Regions from separate parts of the Mus musculus genome. Here regions 2 and 3 are each linked to region 1. A link is a loop called in an ENCODE intact Hi-C map of the cell type or tissue named here. Cell type or tissue: heart. All regions are shown on one strand.

Region 1 (8,000 bases):
GGCTATACGGGAGCCACTCTGGACTTGCTGCCCTACTCATCCACCCAGAGGAAAGAGTGAATGTCTTCATCCCCAGCAGCCACAGGAGACCAGACGTCAAGTGTGAGTAACTTGTCAAGGGTTGTTCAGCCAAGCAGTGGTCCTCAAACAATATTCTGCTCACTAAATCCAGCAGGAAAGACACCCCAACAGGTGGGTCCAGCTTAGCCACAAGCCACGATTGCACAGCTCCAACTCTGACAGTTTCATTTCATGGAGACATCAACAAAACACTTGCCCTGAGCCAAGTTCAGTCCTTCCTCGTGTTGCTAAAGTTTCACCAGCCCACATCCAGGCCCACGTAGATGTGCATATGTATGCACGTTTGCGGTCTATGGTGTGTGTGTGTGTGTGTGTGTGTGTGTGTAGTTTATGGTTGGTCTAGTATACAACGTTGGAGCCTACATCTGTGTCACATACCTTCTATCTGAAAAGCCAAACATTTTTACTATTTGGTCCTTCATGGGTAAATAAATATTGGTCAATTTCTAATTTAAAGGCTGGTCAAATGTCTGAGTTCAGCTCAAGTATTAGACTCCTCAATTAGCTCTTCAATTATTTCACTTGGCAGGGAGAGTTTAGTAAGAAACAGGTGCTAATATTTGGATCAAATTCACATTGTACAAAGAAAAACCTCAGCGCCTACATCTGTGGCTCAAGTTAGCATGCTGCCTGCAATGGGGTCCAGCATGGTTGCAGTCTCTGCAAAGAACAGCCACAGTGTGTAGGTGAGATATAGTGTGCTTTGCTCTGGAAGAAGTCTTTCACTCAGGATTGAACAACCACCACTCCCTCCAGCATTCAGATTCAAAGACTCTTATCTATATTCCACGGGCTGAGCTAATCCTATTTTCACCAAAGATCCAGACCTCATTTATTGGCACCTTGCTTTCCTCAAAAATAGAAATATGCCCTCTCCCAACTTCCTTCACTGCTACCTCTTGAAAACTAAACATCTGAAAAGAAATGCAGTCTCCTGAGCACTGATATATTTTACACAAGGGTCTTTTGAAGCTAAATGCAGCTTACAATACGCACAGCATATTCAGAATTGAAATCCAGCTTTCCAACTCCTCCTGCAAATGTCTGATCATTTGTGACACTCTCATCTCATTTTTAAAAACCTTTTACTGTGGGAAATTTCAAGTATGGAGAAATGAAAGGCTAGCCCCCAGCTATTAGCTTCTCCAAGCCTCAGCATCCCGCCATTGTACTGCTGGATCCCTCCTCCCAACATCTTGTTTACTATTTGTTATGGAGTTTGAAAGCTGATTTCACACACCAAGTCATTTCACTCATGAATGCTTATTGCTGTCAGGGCTCTTCCTTTGAAGAAAAACATGATACCATTATCACTGCTGAAAAAATAAATAGCAATTCTTAATATTACCTAATACCCAATCTCACTTCAATGCTTTTTCTTTTCACAGTGGTTCTGTTCAAGCGAGGATCCAAATATGACCACATACTGTGTGTTCTTGATTGGTCTCTTAGGTCTTTTTATATGTGCCACAGAGCCCTCTCATTTCCCATTCATTCATCCCTGGTATACATTTAAATACATTTAAATGCTAACTGGATGAACAGATCTTATCAACAGTCAGCCTCTCCACACTACAAGCAAACCCCAACATTGGAAACCCTCAGGCAGACTCTGAAGTGCCCTGCTCCCCCACTGCGCAACTCCACTTGAAAACTAGAGAAAGAGATGTCCCCTATGGACATTCTCAAGAGAATTCAGATCACTTCAACAAGCCAGTCCCAGAAAATGCCATCTTTTCTGTGCTGCTTTGGCCTGGAGACCCTGAATGATTTGGAAGCAAGGCACCCCCCTCATCATGCCTTCGTCTCGAGATTAGCCAAACTTAATCAAGAATCTTGAAGTAAATCAGACAAGCCTCAGGATCCATTACTGTTATCAGTAATGTAACTCTAACAATATTAATTTTTACCTAGGCCATTCAGGACTTGTCGTTTTAAAAAGGATAACCTGCATCATGCCCACAGGAACCTGACCTACACCAAGAAGCAGCAAGCCCTTTTCAGCAGCTCTCAGCGAGTGGAGTGGGTCATAACCCCTTTGTGGGTCAAACGACCCTTTCCCAAGGTCGCTTGTCAGAAAACCTCCATACCGGATATTCACATGACGATTCACAACAGTAGCAGAAACACAGCTATGAAGTAGCAACAAAACTCATTTTATGGATGGAGGCCTTCACAACAGGGGGAACTGTACTAAAGAGTCACAGCACTAGGAAGGTTGAGAACCCAAAGGCTTAGACAAACTGCCCAAGGAGAGGATAGATAAGATACCACCTCAAGTGCAGGCCCGCCCCAGCTACTGGGCGAAGAGCATTTGTAAGGCAGTGTGCACAGTAAAACAGAGAACAGAGTCAAAAGGAACCAACTTGTTGTCTTCTTTAACATCCATGGCACACCAGATGAGAGACACTGACCGCTCCAATTCTCAGCCTTCTCTAGAAGACAGGCTAATCCCACACACTTCCCAGGGTAGCAGCCAACATTTACTGAGTGTTTACTATGCACAAGGACTCATGTCACCTTCTTTGATGGTTTAATCTTTACAAAATCCCTCATTATGCAGCCCTGGCCCAGCCTGGAACTCACTCTGCAGACCAGGCCGGCCTCGAATCCATAAGACTTAGGAGGTAGGATGCTACTCTGGTGGTTTTGCAGAGGAAACGACCAATGAGGCTCTAAGCGGTATGGTGACCTGCCCCAGATCCCACTGCAACTGGAGTGATCCAGGACTGCACCTGAGGGCTGACTCAAGGGCCAGGCCTCTTCACCACTCACTTTTCTTTTCTCTCCAAGTGTCATGCTACACTAATAGAGTTGACACACACACACTCACACACACACACACTCAGGGATCAAATGTGCTCAACACTGCAATGGTCTACCAAACATTCTCAGTCAACATCAACTCCTGTCAGGGAGTTTCAGGTAGGGAAGGGAAGGGGACAGAAGTAACTCCTAGGGCTGGGACTCAGGAAGCCCCAGTTGACTGTGGTGATTTGTGTCATCTGAGGTGATTTGACCTCAACCACCAGCAAGCCTCCCTGGGTTTTTTTTTTTTTTTTTTCCTGCTCCCCTCTGGCTTGTGAGGGAGATCTAGTTCATCTTTGTAAATTCATAAGCCCAACAAATGGCCCGAGCAAGTAGAGGTAGGCGCTGAAAAACTATATTGGATAGACAAGCCAAAGCTTCGTTTGTCCATTAGCCACAAATTGGAACTTGCACTTCGAAGGTGGCATCTCTCTCAGCTACTGTCTCTTAAAATAATTCCAGAGAAGAAGTGGAGGCTGAGAAGGGTCAAGTGGAAGAGACCCACTCAAAACATGGAAAGCAGTGGGCTCCATGAAGACATGGAGCTGGCCAGGCCCACAAGTAGGGCGTCACTCCCAAGCCCTAACTAGGAACCCAAGGAGGTTCCTCCCAGGTTGGGATTGGCTTTCCCTCTCACAGCTCCTAGCGCAGCCAGAGGAGAAAGTGACAGGAAGACAAAGTTTCCAACAGACCCAAGTCCTAGCCCAGGAGGGAAGGGCACCTGAGAAGAAGCGGGCTCGAGATAGGCTCGACCTGAGGCTCCTGTCCCGTCTAAGTGCACCCCACAGTCCTCTGGGAGGGACCCAAGGAGGGGCGGGGCGCCCCAACTGTTACTTACAGTCCTCTAAGTCATCCTGCAAGTCCACAAAGTACAGAGGGATCTCTGAAAAAAAATCAAAAGACACACAAGGAGCTACACGGGGCTGCGCGGGCGGCGAGTCCCGGGCTCGTGCGGAGGTGGGGTGAGGGGGGCTCTCGGGGAGGGGAAGGGGAGCCGTCGGAGACCCCTGAGCCTAGACCCCACTCACCCGCCATCTTAGGATGTGCCAGAGGGCGGGGCTGGAGGCGGGGGCGAGCCCAGAGGCCACGCCCATCCCTCGCGCTCCGCCCACCAGCCTGGCCTCACTCACCCGCCGCCATCTTGGGACGGGTGGAAGGTGGAGCTAGAGGCGTGGTAGCTTCAAGATTACGCCCCATCCCGCCCCGCCCACTCCTTAGAGAAGATGGGGCTGAGGCGGAGCTGGAGGGTGGGGCGACGCTGAGGCTCCGCCCATTGGTGCTCCGCCCACCCGCCTGTGAGCTGCGAGCCGGCCGCCCCGCCCTCGCGGAGAAGGTGGCTGCCGAAGTGGGCGGGGAGGTCAGGTGACCCAGCTGGCGTCCCAAGATGGCGGCGGCGGTAGCGCCCGGGAGGCCAAGGCGGTGTCCCGGCTGTTGAGGTGACTCCGCCGGACAAGTGACGGGGTCGGCCGGACCGGAGGGCGGCGGCGGACGCACGGCCGCCCGGAGTGCTCGGCCGGGACTTGGCGGTGAGGCGGCGGCGCCGGGGGATGCTGGTGCTGGGCCGGGCCTCTCCCTCCTCAACTTAGGGCGGCGGCGGGCCCGCACCCCTGGTTCCCGGGCCATGGCGCTGAGGGAACTTAAAGTGTGCCTGCTCGGGGTAAGTTGCAGCGGGCGGGGTCCGGAGGGTCGCGGAGGCCGGGCGGGCGGGCCCCGGCACTCCAGGGCCCCTTGCACCCCTTTACGCTCAGCGCGGGACGCAGCCCCCCACAGACCCCTTAGGGCGGCGGGACCAGCAGGCTGTGCCCCACCCAAGGCCCCCAGGTGTCAGGGTGGCCCCCGGCGCCCCGGAGCGACGCCCTCTTTCCATCCCACAGTGAAGTAGCCCACAGGTAGTTTCCTTCCAACTTTGCGAGGGACACCTTTAAAGTTAGACAAGTTTCTGAAAGTTAACCCTCCCCAGCAGGGCTTTGGGTTTTATGCGCACACTTGGCCTCCTTTCAGCAATGTGGGATGGTTTTGAACTTTTGGGACGTCTTTGACACTTCTGCAAGAGTTACTTTCCATTAAAGTTCACTCTTCACTAGAACAGGGAGGAGTTACCAGGACTTTGAAGGTTCAGCTTCCGGTCCTCTCACAGTAGTTTGGCCTTTTCAGAGCCTTCTAATGATCTCCTTCCTGAGTTTCTGTTTTAATGACTGAAAAAAAAAAAATTCCAATAACTACATGGTTTTTGCCCCTTAGCAGGGTGGGGCTAGGGTTCATCCCGATTACTCCGCAACTTGGGAGCGCATAGTTTTACTGGTATATGTTAAAAGGCCAGTGAGTCCAGTCACCTTTCACACAGGACAGGCATTGAAGAGGCCTTTTTACTTTGGGAGGGAGCAGGAGTTCAGTCTTAGAGACTAAACCTAAACCTTGTACATCCTAGGCAAGTCCCGCCACTGAGTTGTGTGTCCCCAGTTTGCTTGCTTCTATTTTTTTAGCAGGATCTCCAGAAGTTGCCCAGGATAGCCTTGAAATCTCAGCCTCAGCAGGCCTTGAACTTGGAACCCTCCTGCCTCTGCCTCCCAGATTTGCTAAGATCGCAGTCCTGTAGCACTAGGCCGTCGTAGGTCTTTCCGGAGGTCCTAGTGTCACTTAAGAACTGCAGAATCCTTCCCCAGTACTTTCAAGATGGTTTCTCACTAGTTGGCCATGACTGGCACTGTGCTCAGTTCTTAGGCTAAGAAATCTGCCTGCTTCTGTCTCCCAGGTACTGGAATGAAAAGCATGCGCTCTGGCCCCGTAATATAGTTACTTCACTGACTTATTACAGAAGCCTGTTGTGTCTCTCCATCTGCAGATGGAAATGCTTTTTCTGCAGTCCTCCACTTTAGGCTACAAAGTAGTCTTGGGTGTCTACAAATAGGTTAGTTTTTCCTCAGTGCCCCATCTTACTCTCTTTCAGGATACGGGTGTGGGTAAATCGAGCATCGTGTGGCGGTTTGTGGAAGACAGTTTTGATCCGAATATCAATCCAACCATAGGGTAAGAGAACAAGTTTATTTACTGTATACGTCTATCCCAGAGTTCGTGGAAAGTCATCGCAAGCAGGAACGTGTGACCGGGTGTAACTCCTGTTGTCCTGAACTTGATGAAATTTTGAATTGCTGGGTCTTGACATTCCCAAAATGATTTGAGAGAATACAGTGAGGTTTACTGTATCCTAGGAGAATATCTTCAGACTTTGGGAATAAGAACTTCAACAATGAAAAAGAATCAGTTGACATAGGAGTTTACAGACCCAGTTACACCTTGAAAGAGAGCAGATGAAAACACGTTCCGATGCAGGTCTTTGGGGGGGCATACCCAGTTTTGGTCCTTGAAAAGAAGTAGAATTGAATTCAAACCCTTTTGAACTGGTGACAGCTTTAAATTAATGAATTAACTTAAAAATGGTCTGGTTTGGGGTTGTTTGGTTGATTAGGCTTTGTTTGGGGGGCTTTTTTGTTTTTTGGGTATCTGGTGTTTTTTTGTTTTTTGTTTGTTTGGTTGGTTTGGTTGGTTGGGGGTTTTTTGGACTGTTGAAGTTGACTAGAGAGTTCTCGAAGACTTCATTATTTTTGATTAGGTGCGCGTGTGTCTGAGTGGAAGTCTGTGAGTGTGAATGTGAGTGCCCACCCTTGAAAGCCAGAAGCGCGGGGTCCGCTGGACGTGGTTATGAACTGCCTGCTGTGGGTGCTAGGAACCAGATGGACCCTCCAGAAGAGCGCTGTGGTTTACCTGCTAAGCCATCTCCCCAGCTTCTTACAGACTGAACAAAAATCTTTTTAACTACTTAACTGTCACAGGGAGAGCATGGGATTAGCCCTAATTTTTCTCTTTGAGAGCATGAGCTTTGTAGGATCTACTACTATGTTAAGTTTGTACAACTAGGTAATGACTAGACACTTCCTGACAGTCAACGGGTTTTCTATCTGTAAAGAAAAGTTGTATGTGGTTCATCATCAGGATGAGATATGGCTTTGTGCCACAAAGGGAAACACTTTACAACTGTGGGAGAGACTTCACAAGACTGCTGCTTGAGAGTGTGTTAAAATCTCAGGGTCTCGTATGCATGTGGAGGCATGGAGATGAGATCCACCACTATGTCTGCAGTGAAGACAGTACCCTTGCAGAAGAATTGGGTGTGTCCGTGTGCTTCCAAGTATCACCTCCTGCTCCTCAGGGCTTGTCGGCACCTGCACTGCACTGCAAGGTGGCGAGCAGAGCGGAGAAGCACTGATGAGTCAGTGAATGACACACTTCACGCACAGCCTTTCAGAACCTCAGAACCCACAAGTGCTAAGACACCGCCTCCTTCACTATCAGACGAATAGAGAGAAAAACTAAGAGAACCTTCCTTGCCTTGGTTCAGTCAGGCTCTCACTGTGTCAGACTCATATTTTATAGGAAAGACTACAAAGTCCCCTCCTCCTCTATCTTTGCTTCCTTGTTTCTGCCTCTAAAGGCTTCCTCCCTTATGAGTGACGGCCCAGTGACCCCGTCCTCTCTGGAATGCTGAGTTCCCAGCTTTTCATCACTTTCTCTTTCCCACCATTCGGCTGCCCTTCTGCCCTGCTGTCATCCAGCAGCATCACAGCCTAGTCCTGTGCTTAAGCTGGAAGAGAACACACCACTTTCTTAGCAGTTACTCTGTAGCCATTGTCAGCACAGTTCTACCCACCATGTCACTGAATCCACCTTCTCTGGCCCTGGGAACCACTGCAAACCCAGCAAGCCCAGTGAGTATTTTTCAAAATGTTTATTCGTTTATTGGGTACTGTCTTAGTTAGGGTTTTACTGCTGTGAACAGACACCATGACCAAGGCAAGTCTTATACAAAACATTTATTTGGGGCTGGCTTATAGGTTCAGAGGTTCAGTCCAGTATCATCAATGTGGGAGCATGGCAGCATCCAGGCAGGCATGGCACAGGCAGAGCTGAGAGTTCTATGTCTTCATACAAAGGCTGCTACTGGAAGACTGACTTCCAGGCAACTGGGGTGAGAGTCTTAAGCCCACACCCACAGTGACACACCTATTCCAACCAGATCACACCTATTCCAGCAAGGTCACACCTCCATATGGTGC
Region 2 (8,000 bases), 78 kb after region 1:
AGAACTTTAGCATGGCCACATAGAAGTTTCCTGAACGACAGAAGGCACCTCAGTACATCCTAGCCTTGCTTTCCAGATTCTGCTAATGACGTCTGGACTCATTTTATAAGTTGCTATCGGGAAAACAACCTACAGTTTCAAAAACATCATAAATAAGAATGCCAACCGGAACTCCAGATGTTGAGAGTGAGGCGCTGAGGCTGAGGTGGCATTTGAAAGCGATATTGTCACACACGCTGCACAATGGATGAGCCCTGAGGGACCTCATGCTGTCAGCAGTGGTGGCAGGGAGACACAGGCCAGCACTGCTGCCAGCAGCCTGAAGAGCTTTCTCTCCCTCAGAGACCTCTGCTCAGGTAAAGCCATATGCTTGACAATGGCACTGAAAAGAATCTCAAGATGAGCCAAGCTAAAGGCAAAGTCAATAAGTTTATTAAGTATTTAGACAGAATCATAGGAAAAAGGCAGTGTACACTCGAGGCATGGGTGTGCGCTTCTCAAGAGAGTTCTCTTAGAAGGCCTGAAACTTGCTCTGTAGACCAAGAGGACCTTGAATGCAGGCTGGCATGCCCCCCCACCCCCACCCACATGTCTGGCAACACTTAGGTGGCTTCACAGTGGCTGTGTATGTGATCTGGTGGTTTTAAGTTGCATTCTTCAAAGGAAGCAATTTATTACAAGGTTTAGAGATTAATAGAGCTTGAAACTAAGTAAAAAGCCTTATTTGGATTGTGCTTTGCGTCAGTGATGCCCTAAGGGGCCATCTGAGGTGCACTGTTCCAATTAAGGGATGTGAGAGGGGTGCCCCTATGGTAGGACTCACTGTTGCTAGGTTTTTTTTTTTTTTTTTTAATCCTTGTCTGAGGTGCGTTCAGGGAAACACACATTAGCTCTCTGGCTAGCTTGGCTCATCCTGTGAAACAGAGTCCTTGCATAGAAGCTGTTTCTCCCAAAAATGATTGACTAGGCAGACATGCAGTAATGAGGAGAGGTGGGAAGGTTGTAGATCCAGAGCCAATCACCGAAGGCCATCTTATGCCTCCCGATAGCCATCTATTGTTCTCTTCTGCACCTGACCTAACATCTCTGTGACCACTGGTTAAGCCTTATGAACATATGAACAGACCCCTGGCTTCTACCAATCAAAGGGCTGAGAATGCCGTCAGACAGTATCTATGGCCAGTATAGAATTACCCAGTTTGCTGCAACCCACCTGCCTGATGTCCTCACATATGTATTTGAAAAGTATTATTTTTAAAAATCCATAGGGTTGCTACTTCATTGGAATATGGAATTTGGGAAGAGCTCCATCTACATTGCCCTGCCATGGTCACTTCCGTTAGGTTCAGAATAATTACCTCCTTTAGTCCTCTCTGGAAGGGGCCATTGCCTTCACTGACCATCAGTTGTTTGGAGGTACTTTGACTTTTAGTCAGCAAATTATGTCCCAGGGTGGGTGGGAGGGTTCCTTTCCTTCACACATTCCCTTAGCTGCCCCTCCACCCCACCCCATCCCTGTCCGATCTCAGTGCTAAGTGACCCGTCTTCTGTCAGGTGCCTAGAGCACTCAAATCCGGAGACAGAAAACAGAATGATGAACGCCAAGGATGGGCTCTGGAGAGAAATGCAAATTATCATTTAAGAGATGTGGAGTTTGGGCTTTGCAAGGTGAACCTTTGGGATGGGTGAGTGAGTTGGTTGCAGGCAACAGGAAAATGGTGTTACTGGGCCACAGTCTTGAAAATGGCCATTGTTAGGTGTAATTTACAACAACAACAACAGAGTGACTTGAGGCCACCCTGGTCTCTATATCGTGAGTTCCAGCTAGCCAGTGCTACATAGTGAGCCCCTACTTCAAAGACAAAATAGAATTAGAGACTAAGTTGACAGCTCAGCTGGTAGTGCTTGGTTATCATGCAGCCTTGGACCAACTTCAGCCCTGCATGCACTGGGTATGAAAGCTAACACCTGAAATTCCTCATTGGAGAGGTGGAGGCAGGAGAATGAAGGCTATCCTCGGCTACAGAGTGACCTCAAGGTCAGATTGGAATATAAGAGATCCTGTCTCAAAAACAAAGCAAACAAGCAACAACGGAAAGAATAAAAGTAAGAAAAATATTGACTGAAAAGCTTTGAGCTTGATGAAAGATTCTCAATCAGCAAATTTAGAAAGCCCAAAGAGTTCAAAGTACAACAAACGCAGAGACAGTGTGGCAAAACACAGAGCAGAGTGGGCGCACGCCTTTAATCCCAGCACTCGGGAGGCAGAGGCAGGCAGATTTCTGAGTTCGAAGCCAGCCTGGTCTACAGAGTGAGTTCCAGGACAGTCAGGGCTACACAGAGAAACCCTGTCTCAAAAAACCAAAAAACCAAAACCAAAAACAAAACAAAACAAAACAAAACTAGACTGAGGGAAACCTGAGTTTCCTTTAAAAGCACAAGGCGTATAATGGAGCAGTGGGTGACTATGATGAACTGAAGCCCTAAAATCTCAAGAAAGCAGAACAAAATGTCATAAAAGCTAGACTTTCATAGATTCAGTACACATGAAGCAGTAGTAGCAGAACACAAGGAAAGAACAGATGGAGAGGAAAACAATCCTGAAGAGCAAGAAATGAGAGGCCAAAAGAAACAGTACATCTAATGGGAAAACCAACGTAAAGCAGCAGAAATAAACCCAGGTACACCAACAAATACAATAAGTATAAATGGATTAGATGCACAAGCTAAAAGACAAAGACTACCCCTTGGAAACTTTTATTATGAAAATAACTTCAGGTGTATAGAACATGGGAAGTACATGAACAACATGGATATTCCTGCCATATAGAGTCATGTGTACTCTTCACACGAATGTTTGATGAGGAGGCTATGAAGGTCTATTTTACATAGTATACGTTACACAATGAAATACTAGTCACGTGCCAATGGGAACATACAGGGCTTATTTTGGGTATCAGACAGAGCTAGGCTCTCAGTTACTTTTAGTCATGTGATTTATGTGTGTAACTAATTTATTCTCTCAGTGAGGTCCTAGCACGGTGTGAAGCAGGTCGTTTTCTGGTTATTGTATTTCTAAATATTTCTTGCATAAACAAGTAATGCTATCAGCAAATGGTTCAGTGCAGCGCTTTGCGGTTTGGTAAACACTGAATGCAGAATAGCTTTTATTTATGACAGTTACTGAAAGCATTCAGCGGAGTGGCACGAAATAAGCAAACAATAATTGCCAGTTTATTATATTTATAATTGTTATTTATGAACTGTCACAAGGCCTGGCACATATCACTAACCCGTAAACATTGTGTTTGTAAGAATAATAAGTACTTTATTATATTCAGGCTCAGTAGAGCCTGGCACCACACGTGCGGGAAGAAAGTGGAAGTTTATTCTTGTTAATTATTATTATTAAGTAAAGCACTTAACAACAGTTCTCCCCGCAGGCGCTTACTGAACAGTCTCACTGGAGACCGCCCCTCCTCCCAAGCCTCGAGAGGCCACGCCCCCTGTCTCGGAAGCTCCGCCCTCTACCGCCCGGTCTGTGCCTGCGCAGTGGCCCTGAACACCCTGCGCATGCGCAGTCTCCCTTTTGTCGCTGGAGCCGCTGGCCACTGCCGGAGCCCGGCATCTGCTACGTACGTGCGTACGTGCGTGCGTCGGGGCGTGCGTGGGTACGTCGTGCGTGCCGTGAGCTCGCCCGGCACCGCGGCCTCGCCCTCCGCCCCTGCGCCCCGCCACCCAGGCCGCCGCCCCCCGCCCGCGCCGTCGCCCCCGACGGGGAGGACCATGGCGAAGGTGGAACAGGTCCTGAGCCTCGAGCCACAACACGAGCTCAAGTTCCGAGGTAAGCGGCCGGCCGGCCCGGGAGCTGTCACTCAGCGGCCGGTGCCGGAAGGGACGCGCCCTGAGGGCAGGACACTGTCCGCTTGAGGCCCGCATGCACCAGGCGTCTAATGCATGCATGTGGAGTCAGTGCATGGAAACGGTTTGCCTGAGTACCCTTCCATCAGCTCCCCCGAGGCAGCGAGCTGCCGGGGTTACAGCCCACGAAGCCCGTGCACACTTTCTGTGTAGTACACTTTCTGTATACATCTGTGTGTAAAGGTGCATGCCCAGGTGATTAAAAAGGTGCACGTAGACAAATATATATGCATGGTATACGCATGTTATAGATAGTGTGTATACATACATGTGCGTACATATATGTACATACACACACACAAGTGTGTGTGTATGTACACATGAATGTTTCCATTCACTAATTTTAAGGGCCACGAGGCAACAGGGTCCATGCCCAGCCTGTTCCTTGCTTCGTTGCATGTTTGAGTCATGAGATTGGGCACAGGAGGCCTATAAAGTTCAACAACCAGTAAGCAAGATGGCAGAATACAGTGGTAAGCACTAGGAGGAAGAGGAAGAAACTGGACTCTATGAAGGTGTACTTGAGGTTGGCTGATATGATCCTCTGTGTATTGCCCACGTGTAGCCCACAGCTGGCACACACGATTTTGGGTGGCCGAGAGTCACCCGTTTCTCCACCGCTGGGAAGTAACGTAGGATCACAGCTCTTATCTAGTTGTCGCATTTGAGTTCTGATTTCAGACGTTCAGATACTTAGCCACTGTACCCACAGACTCTTGGGAAATGCTTCAGATCTGTGGCTGTTCACCTTGCCTTCCAGGTTCAGAGTGTGCAGTGTGACTCTTACAAGGAAGCAGAGGCCGTCCAGTCAACCTGAAAACAAAAACCTTAGGCAGCCTAACACAGGGCTGTGGAGATGGTTCACCGGATAAAGAGCTTGCTGTCAAGGCTGAGGACTTTAGTTCAATCCCTGAGTCCCACATGGTCAAAGGAGAGAACCGACTTGTGCACATTGTCCGCTGACCCCAACAGGTGCAGCCTGGCACACTTGTGAACAAACACACAGACACATACACAAAAAAATTTCAATAGAAGCATCGACTTAAATGTGGACCCTCGTCACCAGAGGTTCCCCCACTTATCGGGATCCCACTTGTTAGCGACAAGGAAGTGGTGTCCGTTTGGTAGTGACTATTTGGAATTTCGAATGCTGAGTCTTTTTCAGGTTACAGTGGTGCGTGATCCCGTGCCTGACTGCACAGCAGTGAATCGCCGCCTGGTTATAACTGTAGCTCTGTGTATTTTGTGTGTTTGCACCCTGTCACGAGTGCAAGGCGTCCATCTCTGTGGTGGGGTGCTCATGTGCATAAACTCTTTGGCTGGTGTCTTTATTTATTTTGCGTTTATGTGTTGCGAATGGCAGTATGTGTGCCACAGTGAGTGTGTGGTACCCAGAAGACAACTTGTAGGAATCATTTCTGTCCTTCCACCCTTGGGGGTGGAACTCAGATCTCCCGTCTTGCGCAACAGTGCTTTTGTTTCCTGATCTGTCACACGCTGGTGTTCTCTTTTAGAGATATGTGGGTTCTCGTGTGCTGAGGTCAGTTCAGGCTGACCTCAGTCTTGAGACAACCCTCCTGATTTTGCTTCCCCAGGGCTGGTGTTACTGTCTCAGCACATATTTGAATATTGTATTGTTATCAAATGGGCACTGTGCACCTGTAGGATGACGTGAGTCTGGGGCATGTCAGCTGCGATGTTCAGAAAGGTCAAGTAGAGCCGGGCGGTGGTGGTGCATGCCTTTAATCCCAGCACATGGTAGGCAGAGGCAGGTGGATTTCAGAGTTCGAGGCCAGCCTGGTCTACAGAGTTGAGTTCCAGGATAGCCAGGGCTATACAGAGAACCCCTGTCTCAAAAAACAAACAGCAACATCAACAACAAAAAAAAAGGTCAAGTAGGTCGAATGCACTTTTACATAAACATATTTCAACTTAGGAAGGGGTTGTCAGGATCTAACTTTATTGAGGGACATCTTTGACTTTCTGTGATGTTCTCAGTGGCTTCTCTGGAGGGGGAGACTGGGAAAGGAAGACCATATCCAAAGTGACTTTACTGGGGTCGCCTGAAGCTCTTACCCGTGACATGGCACATTTATCCCATTGCTCTGCCTCTGTGTGTCAGAACCCAGGACAATTCAAATCCAGTTGGTTGGTCTCGCCTCCTCTTCTCCGACACCCACCTCTCCTTTGCATCCAGGGAAAAAGGGGGCAGATGAGGTGACCCAGACTAGAGTGTGTTAGGAAACAACTTCCCAGGGTGTGGGAGGTCAGATCGTGACAGAGTATCACTGAATCTGGTTACAAAGTTCCAGTGACAGCAAGGGGGAAGCAGATAGGAGAGTCCGGCATAGACAATAGTGTGCATAGAGGTCCAAAAGTGGGAGTACTTGCTTCTTGAGAGTGCTGTGGGTAGAAGGTGTGGGGCGGAGTAGAGGGCCAGACTGGCCAGTACATGAGAGTCAGATCTACACACCCACTTGACTGACCTTCCTCAGGTTGATGCCTGAAGCCCCCACACACTGCTGTCTCTGAAGGAGGGGACACCAGTGTTCCAGCTCTTCCAGTTTAGCATGTGTGACCTTGCCTGCCATTTGCTCTCTTACCTTTGGGTTGGTGGCAGTGCTAAGAAGGTGACACTTCTCCAGCCAACATCGCTGGTTGGCAAGGAGATAGTCCAAAGGTTTGGTGTCCAAACGTCCTTACTCTGGAAGAGTCGTCCAGGGATGTGTGGAGACTTGATGGGGGTCTTGGGAGTGCCAGCCATACATTAGCGTGTAGCCCTTGCCTTGCGGATGAAGTCTCACTAAGCCTTCCAGGCTGGTATGGGGTGCGTGGCTTTCCTGCCATAGCTTCCTGGTGCTGGGATTGGTGCCACCAAGCCCAACTGGGGTGTTGAGTTTCTTGGTTTGTTTGCTTGTTCCTTGGTTTGAGTGCCAAGACATAGAACGAGAGACCCAGCAAGTTGGCTCATTATGTTAAGGGAATTCATTTCAGGGTGAGGACCTTCAGACTTAACTGGTCTCCTTCATGTTATCCAGAATAATGTCTCTGATTTCTGAGGTTCCTGTAAATGAATTACACGTACAAGCTAATCAAAGTACTTGTCATCCAGGGAATCATGGGTCTTTTGCTACAGTTGAAGATGATGCTATGGGATTTAGTATTTGTCGTTAATCTTGGGAATTTTGCGTGATGTGTTAAATTTAAATATGTTATAGTCTGGGCGTGGTGGTGACACATGCCTGTAAACTAAGTACTTTGGAAACTAAGGTAGGAAGATTGTGAATTCAAGATCAGATTGGACTACATCTCAAGATAACATAAAATAAAATAAAACCAAACACAAAAACAGCTGAAGTGTGATATAGTTCAGTGGTAGTGGGCTCTTGGTTCAATCCCTAGACACACACACACACACACTGCATGTGCACATACAAGTACACACACATGTATATACACACAGCTGCCTATGCACCCACAAGTACACACATGCAATACACAGGCAATACACATACACACATATTCACACATGTATGCACACACGTACATGCACATGCACACACAATTACAGACGAAAACAGCCTACAGGTTCCTGTGCTTTTTTTATTTCTGGGGACCATGCCACATTGCACTGTAGTGAATACCGAGGAGGGCTGCTAATGGGAAGACACAGAGTCTGATCTTCATGAGCCATACTTCCTGAGAGAGTTAAAGGCTTCAGAAGCTTGTGGTAGGAGCGTTCCCTTCTGTTTTCTCCATCCAGGCCGGGTAGGGTCTGACTGCCTCTTACATCCTCCTGGGAGCTCTGACTTATGTCTACGTCTAGCCTCTCAAAGGTTTGTCTTTCCTTTCTCTCCTGTTGGATCTCCTCTGTGGTATGTGATGCCTTGTATAATTTAGGTCATTGTCCAGGAGTCAACACTCCCACACCAAGTTCTATTGAAGTCATAGCCGGGAATGATAGCTAAACACCTTACTGGGTTGAGACACCAACCTGTTGTGGGTTCAAGGCCTCCTTGCCTTGTTCTGGCAAAAGCTGGTTCAAAGCCAGTGACAATTTGGAAGTCAGACGCAGCTTA
Region 3 (8,000 bases), 800 kb after region 1:
CACCTTTAGCCATTCCTCTGACTCCCCTAATGGAACGACTCCCTAAGCTGGGAGTCACTTAGCCCTTTGCGTATTAGTTAACCTGGCTAGTTAAGAAGGCTTATGAGACCACTGCCCTCATCCCTGGTCACGGGAGATACTTCTTGGAACCTTAACCTAGGGAAGGTGGTATATTGCTGAGTGCTACAAGTTCATCAGAGGACTTCAGCCCCTGGGCAGACACCAGGGCTCCTAATCTTTCAATCTGCTGGTCAGCCTTGAGTTGAGAATCCAGTAAGACCCAGATGTGAAGTGTACTGAGGACCGGAAGCCAGCCCTAGGGGCTGAAAACAAAGCGGCTTTCTCCCGACTCAGTCTTCAGTCTCAGCTGAAGCTGCGGGCTGAGCAGGTTCTAGTCATTTTTCTGCTCTAAACTTCTCAGCGGCTCCGCTCAGCCAAGAGTGGCCATGTTTCAAAGAAAGGCAAGAACAAAACACTTCATTTCTAAACATTTAATGAATGAATGGCCACCCAAATATCATCAGACTGTCCTAATCACTGTGGCTAGACTGGTCATTAAGAGTCACAGGTTTTAATTGCAGTTCAGCCATCGACACAGGAAGCAAGGTATTGACCGGCTCTGCCTCATTCCCAGTAAGAAATGCGCCCAGAAAATACAGATTAATAAAGGCGCATTTTGTCTAGATAAACTGATGTTAATGGCTCTTCTCTGCAGGCTGCGTGAAGCAAGGTGAGTTATACAATCCGTCCCTCTAATGTGTGCTCGGTTTCATTTGGTTTACCGGCTAATCGGAACCACATGGAACCACTGCTTTAGCGTGAATGCCATCCAGAGACGAGGAACACCACTGTCAGGAGCCGTAAGGCATCCGAGGAGAAGCTAGTAACCAGCAGGAAGCTCTCCAAAAACGGACTTCTCCTGGGCCTGCCTTCCGGAGCAGGATTCATCTCATGAAGATCACCTGCTAGTTATTAGCTTCTCCTGTGATGGCTCCTGACACAACACAACCTCCACGACAGTGCCAAACTCTCACCAAATATTGCCGTGACAAACGGACCTTGATACATGTAAGGAGTGGGCCCTGTAGTCCGTGGTCAGGAGATAGTAAGTCCTTCCGTCCTTTTAAAAACTCTTGGTTCCTATGGTCATACTGACATTACTATGTGGAAAATTCCTATTTCAAAAAAAAAAAAAAAAAAAAAGAAAAAGATAAAAAGAAAAGAGTAGAACAGAAACAAAACCCAGCAGAAAGTGAACCATGTTAATTTATTGGCATAGTCAATTTATCAACGAGATGGGCAGCCTGTCCCCCAGGAGGTGAGGTTGATTTCCATCTGCCAGAACAGGGGCCCACATGCTTCACCTTCAAGACTCAGCACTTCAGGCTTCAGATTCTAGAAAGAGAAAAGAAAACACATCAGTTGCTAGCTTGTCACATCTTCTTCATACCCACCATGAACAAGAGAGGGCACTTGCATCTGCCTGCAGCAGCAACCCAGAGGGGAGACCTGCACCTGGGCCACCCGTGGGCACACAGCCTGCAATAGGCACATCCTCGAGTCAATCACTTCTTACTGTGACAGAAAAAGCTTTGTCCTCAAGATACCATGACCCTCTTCCCTCTTCCCAACAGGCTGGGGTTCTCCCTGTTGAAGAGATGCCTGGCCAACCCCAAGGCTCTGACAAATAAGCCAATACTAGTGTGGTGTGAGTGCAGGCAGGTGAGGAGATGGCCTCACTCTGCTCGTTGTGGAGAGTGAACTGCCTAACAAGAATCAGGTTTTACTGGTCTAGATTCTGAGATTAGACAGACCCCAGGAAAGGGCCTCCATTTAAAACCCTGCATCTCCTGGTTCAGAGTATGATGTCTGTTCATTCGAGATGAAGCTAAAAAGTGCTTAGAGGAGAGTTTCAGTCAGGCTTGGAGCACAGGTGTCACGGACTGTGCTACTGCAGAGCTGACACTTTTCAAAAGCACAGAAAATGAAAGCCGAGGAACGTCTCTCTGATAACTTGAGGGGCTTATTTTTGAAGTAACCATGCAAACACAGTAGTGGGGAGATAGAATCAGTCTGGAGAAGTGCATCTGAATTCACTGGACCACCTTGTCCTGGCAACTTCTTACACCCCAACACCTCCGCACAGGGAAACTGAGCCAGCCTCCCTGAGCACACAGGGAGCTCAGCAGAGCAGGACTTGCCTGGGGTTATGAGCCTTCCTGCCCGGATGCTGGGAGAAGGGATGCGTGAGACACCAGCAGCTATGGGGAGGACCATTCGAAGTACTGCCGTCCATGCCTCATGTTCCAGACCGTTACATAACTCCAATAGCAATTATAAGGGGGGGGGGGCATCCTCCCAATTACTTGATTTTGTGCAGATAAATGAACCAGGTTTAATTAAAATAAGATGGCTTTCTATCTCAGGGTTGCTAACTGCACTGAAAAATCAATTTGCCAATTACTGTTTGCCGGGGCTGTACAGGGCTCCCCTCCCTCATGCCAGGCGACCTCTACAACCTGCACACTTGGAATGATCACCCCAGTATCCGGCATCATCCAAGCCCACCGCCCACCGAGAGGCAGACGCTCAAACTAAAGTTTTTGGGTTTGGCTTTATGGCACTTTAAAAACTTTAAGAGGCAACTTGTGAGGAAACCAGTGACTCACTCACCAGCTACTCCTTCTTCGAGACTTTCACAATTTTTATGCTGCTGCCCGAAGTCTTCTCAGCGTTCGCTTTGAACTCGGTCTTCAGGGCATCCCTCACTGCTTTTGCACAGATCTGGGAAAACCGGATGTAGCTGGCAAAGTGAGAGAGGATACGAGGCTGGTTACCAACAGCTGGAATGGCGGTGTCATGAGGTGTGATACCCTGGTTTTCTTTCCATAATTTTGGTTGATTACTAAGGTAAAATTGGACTGAAAACTGGGCAATATCAAACAGGATCTATTCAAAGGAAACAATCGGAACTGTGCCCCCCAGATCAGCTGGTACTTGGCTGGGAGGTCACAATTCTTGGCAGTGTATCTTTTCAGGACTTAGTAATTTAAAATAAGGGTTGGTTGGTTTGTTTGCTTTTTTAAGTCCCACAATGTAGGAAAGATTCCCCAGCCCATTTCTGTATTTAATTGCTTTAATTATATTATTCCTACAACACACACACACACACACACACAATTAGGAAAGCTATTTTGAATTAAAAGAGTGCTTTTCATGGTCAACTATTAAAGGCACTGCTGAAAATATTGGATTTTTGCTCTTGTCTATCGTGAAAACACTTCCTAACCAAGGTTTCCAAACTTCTCAGAGAACATCACCAGTAGCAAACAGAGCTCAGAGGAAACTTCCTGTTAGGTAGATGGATTCACCTGTCAACACTATTATCCCAGAAGATAGCACTTTTCACACTTTTTGAAACCAGAGATGGAGGAGTGGCTGGCTGTTTCTCCTGCTTTAAATCTGTTTGGGGAGCTCAGGAGCAAAGGGTTTAACCTGCAAAGCACCGGGGTAAAAATAATAGCTGTCCTTCAAGCGGCTGGGCGCAGGAAAATAAGGTGATGGACGCCATGGGAGATAGTTTAATAAGAGGCATCAACTGTGAGCCTACCGTCCTTTTGTTCTACACAACTTTGCTTGAACTCTGTCGGGGCACTGGGCCTTCAGCCTGATACCCAGAAAGGTGTTCCTCCACCCAGCACACTAACAAGATGCACTCCCTGGAGCAAGGAAACCATGCACCACCACTCCTAGGCCCACAGCTCGCACCCATCACGGGGCCCCTGCAGGGCGCTCCACAGGTTAGAGGGCTTTCACCTTTTTTCACTACTGGGAAAAGGTCACTAAGGTCACACTTGAAAATGAACTTGTGCGCCCCTCCCTCTGCGCAGGTGAGCAAGGTCAGTGTCAGCGTGGCCAGGTCAAGGGTGCTGTGCACTTGGCCGTCACAGCGATCATGCAGGTACTGTAGGCTACCTCTCCCGAGGAGCAGCCACCTCTGTTTAGGGTCCCTGACCCCATGACCCCGCGAAGAGCCTTGTCCACGGCGACGCCATCTTGGAGGGTGGCCGCGTGGCTTGGCCGTCTCGTACGGCCTGGTGACGGCCGGCCAGGCCTTCCCAACGCTTTCTGGGCGTACCTGAGTCCAGCCTGTCGCCAGTACGCCACCATGGTGTCTCGAGCGGGCGCGTCGGGCAGAACCGCTGGGTCGCTTCAGAGTAGCCTCAAACCGGCCCGGCAGCAGGAAGGTCAGGCCTGAGTAGCGGAAGGGGTGGGGTACGCGGACCTGCCAGTCAGCGCCTCATCCCGCCCTTGCCAACCAGGAGCCAATAGGAGCGCCGGTCGCGCCTTGCCCATTGGCCGAGCGGCTACCGGAAGCTGTGGCCGTAGAGACACCTGGGAAAGCGAGGCCGCTGCATGCCGGTCACCTTCCAGGTGCTGCGGGCAGGGGGCGGGGCCTCCTCGAGCCCGCTCTGAGTGACAGCTAATGTTCCTGTCTGCATGTACCCATGCCCAGGATTCCATTTGTACTCAGGCAGAATTCACGATGGAACCACATTGCAAAGTGGAAATGTATATACTTAAAAAAACATCATCAGGGCATCAGACCCTTCCAGAACAGGTGTAACTCCTAGAAACCGTACCTGACACTTTGTCCAACAATGTTAAGTAGTGCTCTGTTTAGCTGGAACATTCATTCCACTTGTCAAACGATTTTTCCTTTACTTTTTAAAAATCTTTTACAAATGTCCAAAGAATTATTAAACTGAGTAATCCTTTAAAGTAGGAAGCTAAGAACTTGAAGTTGTGGTTTTGTATGCATGCTAACTGGTCTCTTCAGGAAAACCCACCCCATAAAAGGCAAAAGGCAGTCACCAGTCACCCAGGCAAAACTGTACACATCAAAGCCAACACCACTTAGACAATCTCTGTGGCTGTTTTGCAGCCATCCTGAGTCCCCACGGGGCGCAATCTTCTAGGACTTCCCTCAGACCATGGTGTTCCTCCAGGCTCTTCTCATCTAATGCCCTGAGTTAAGGTGAGAAGATCTGGGTCCTAGGTGACATGTGTTGTCTCAAATGATGGACAGCTCTTCATGTAATAAAGCTGTTTTGTGGTCTTAACTGCCTCAAGAAGTACTCATATTCCGATAACCTGACATACCATGTCTTAGCAACTACAAACCCATGACATTTATAAGTCAATGTGAAGTGCTCAGAGATGGGAAGAGCTGCTCTTCTGTCTCAGTGTTCTGTTAAGAGTGATGAGACACTCAGGTAATGACTTTATTTTTTCGGTTAACATAACCAGCCCACAGTACAGCATGCGAAATCACAAAGTACAAATTCAAGGAAGGGAATGCCTTTACTAAGTCACAAAATTTGGCAAATTATTATAGTACCCGTTAATACAATAAAATACTATTTTTGCTGGAGTCATATATTACCTTACTGTTAATTTTCACTCCAAAAATATCATTTAAAAGTACCAAATCCAAACACTGGTTTCCAGCAGGGCAGGTTATTTTATATAAATTAATGTCATTTAAATTTTACAGGTTCTCTTTGTAGAGTGAGTCCCTCATGCAGGCAGTTCTGGTTCACAGCAGCGGGCAGCTGTGGACAGGAGGGCGGCTGGGCTCTGCTCTGGTTGGTCCGCAGCCAGGTAGTGTTCCAGTACCTGGAGCTTTAAGAGACTCCAGATCAACACCAATTTCTTCTAAGTACTTAAACAACAACAACAACAACAGCAAACAAACCCGTTAACTGTTCACATGAACACAGCCTCTCCCAGTCTTACATCCTCCCCTCAGATGATCCCTCTGATTTAGAGGTTCTGGATCTTTTGTTTAGATCAAAAGTCACAGCCTTACCCCACCTCATTAAAAAAAAAGATCTACCTAAAATAATTGTGTCTTTTAAATAACAAATAATATGATGCCAGCTTGAGAGTCCTGGAGCCCTGATGCTGCACACCAATTTCCATTGTCATTTGTCCACCAGTGCTGCCGCTGCCGCCATTGGTGTCCTTATGCTTCCTCTTGCTGATGCTGCCAATTCCTCAATCTCAGCGTTCAGTTTATGTATCACCCACTCCATTGCTTCTCGGCCCTTAAAAAGTGCAACGCATTTATTGTTAGCAACAGTGAAGGTGTGACCACGTTTGGTGTGTGTGTGTGTGTGTGTGTGTGTGTGTGTGTGTGTGTGTTACAGGCTAACTAAACCACAGGGACAGATCTCTTGTCCTCGCTGTCTTTCTCTTTTCAGTTATTATTTACCAAATACCAAATGCCTTGAGCAATTGGCTTGATCCAGAAACAAATTTTATTTTGTATACAGAAGATGTTCTCAGAATCGTACAATTGAGTGGCAGGGTGTCTTGCTGACTGACTGGTTAGCTTGGTCACGCCCCTTTTCTTTTTATATCAACACTGTAAATCAATCATACACACACCTTGGAATCTGGTCTTTAACCCCCCCCCCCCCCCAACTCGCCCTCTTCCTTCCCGTGGCTCTACAGTTTCTTGAGGAATGAAGGGGCAGCCCCCACTCGAATGTTCTTTCTGGATACTGCTTGCACCAAGTCCTTCCCTCCTTCTTAACACTTGGCAAAAAACATCAATTAGCAAACCTTCATTAACCCTCGGGCCTGCCTTTACTTTTGCTTTCCTAACAGAATATGATTAACGCTGCCTCCTTGAGTGTTGTGAGGGCAGAGCACATTTGTTTTGCTGCCTGTACACCTCAACGGAATGACTTGATGAAATGTGCTAAAGAAACAACGTGCTAGGCATCTTTCCCCCAAACTTCCCGTCAGCTTGGGGACAGTTGCATTCAGCACCAGCCTTTAGCGGAGTGAAGCTGGGTGGTGAGGACTGGCATGGAGACCGGTGCACTTACTTTGCTAGCATTGGAAGATATGGTGCTTGCCATGAGTCCTTCCAGGTAGCTGCTGAGGCTGACCCCTTTCACTGTGATGAGGGCTTCCTGGGTCAGGACAGTTCTGGCAAAACAAGCATAGCTTCAGATGACTCATGCTTGGTTTGCAAAGAGTAATCTACCAAGACCCGAAAGAGCCTCCTCACTGAGTCAGGTCGATGCCTGGTTTACTTACTTCTCTGGGTCCTGTAGGTGTGGCTTGTATGTCAGCCTCTCATCTACTGAGACCATATTTGTAAATGAGATCTACAGGTTGGAGAAAAAGTCAAGCCATTTTGGAAAAGATTAGAAAGATTCCCAAAACCAACGCAACCCTAAATCTTATTCACTAAACACACAAAACAAAACAAAAAACCAAAAACTTAAAAATAACCCATCTTGGCATTACTGGGTAACTAGAATTTAATTTTCATATTAAAATTTCAGCAAACTTTTATTTGGAAAGGGAGGTGGGTCTGTGGGTAAAGAAATGTTTCTTCTAAGCCTACTGTGGTGATTTGAATATAGTTGGCCTATGGAGCACTATTAGGCGGTGTGGCCTTGTTGGAGGACAGTCTCTCCTGGATGCCTTCGAATAAAGATGCAGACCTCTCAGCTCCTTCGCCAGTACCATGTCTGGCTGCCTGCAAACTGCCCTGCTTCCTGCTATGATAATGAACTGAACCTCTGAAACTGTAATCCAGCCCCTATTAAATGTTTGCCTTTGTAACAGTTGCCTTGGTCATGGTGTCTCTTCACAGCAACGAAACCCTAAGTAAGACACCTGCTGATCTGTGTCCTGTCCCCACAAATCTGAGAAGGAGAGAACCAACTTGCACAGCAAGCTGTCTTCTGACCCCCTTCACATGGACTCTTTCCCTCTACTCCAAATGGAAAAGGAAGGGAGGAAGAAAAGAGGAAAGAAAGGAGGGAAGGAGGAAAGAAAGAAAGAAAGAAAGAAAGAAAGGAAGGAAGGAAGATAGATAGATAAATAGATGCAGGATTGCAGGATGCTGCGCTCACTGTCCTGAGTGCTGGCACCTAAAGAGGCAGAGCCTCGCAGCAAGGAAGCTGCTTAGGGTG

What was found. Peaks named below come from ENCODE experiments on the same cell type or tissue, not always from the same donor. Only the 100,000 strongest peaks of a DNase experiment are listed, where the experiment ranks them.
Region 2: a loop joins it to region 1, with 2.3 times the contacts of the local background. A loop is called at or near these places in 14 of 42 quality-filtered maps.
Region 3: a loop joins it to region 1, with 2.2 times the contacts of the local background. A loop is called at or near these places in 3 of 42 quality-filtered maps.

What each region holds. Positions count from the first base shown.
Region 1 is chr2:173,655,596-173,663,595 of GRCm38, forward strand. Rab22a (RAB22A, member RAS oncogene family) reads left to right here and starts at 4,250. Exons shown (of 7, transcript NM_024436.3): 1 at 4,250-4,546; 2 at 5,837-5,916. The coding sequence starts at 4,511. It also overlaps the pseudogene Ppp4r1l-ps. In heart, no CTCF peak of the experiment used is centred here; a DNase peak (open chromatin) is centred at 4,206; H3K4me3 peaks cover 2,446 bases; H3K27ac peaks cover 1,980 bases.
Region 2 is chr2:173,733,907-173,741,906 of GRCm38, forward strand. It overlaps Vapb (vesicle-associated membrane protein, associated protein B and C), which reads left to right and starts at 3,665. Exons shown (of 6, transcript NM_019806.5): 1 at 3,665-3,844. The coding sequence starts at 3,787. In heart, a CTCF peak has its summit at 3,524 (motif pointing left); DNase peaks (open chromatin) are centred at 3,585 and 5,115; H3K4me3 peaks cover 1,859 bases; H3K27ac peaks cover 1,789 bases.
Region 3 is chr2:174,459,827-174,467,826 of GRCm38, forward strand. Atp5e (ATP synthase, H+ transporting, mitochondrial F1 complex, epsilon subunit) reads right to left here and starts at 4,275. Exons shown (of 3, transcript NM_025983.3): 1 at 4,139-4,275; 2 at 2,674-2,803; 3 at 1,249-1,395. The coding sequence starts at 4,170. The coding sequence ends at 2,677. It overlaps Prelid3b (PRELI domain containing 3B), which reads right to left. Exons shown (of 6, transcript NM_025531.2): 4 at 7,114-7,184; 5 at 6,900-7,002; 6 at 5,265-6,110. The coding sequence ends at 5,988. In heart, a CTCF peak has its summit at 4,443; a DNase peak (open chromatin) is centred at 4,345; H3K4me3 peaks cover 1,658 bases; H3K27ac peaks cover 1,313 bases.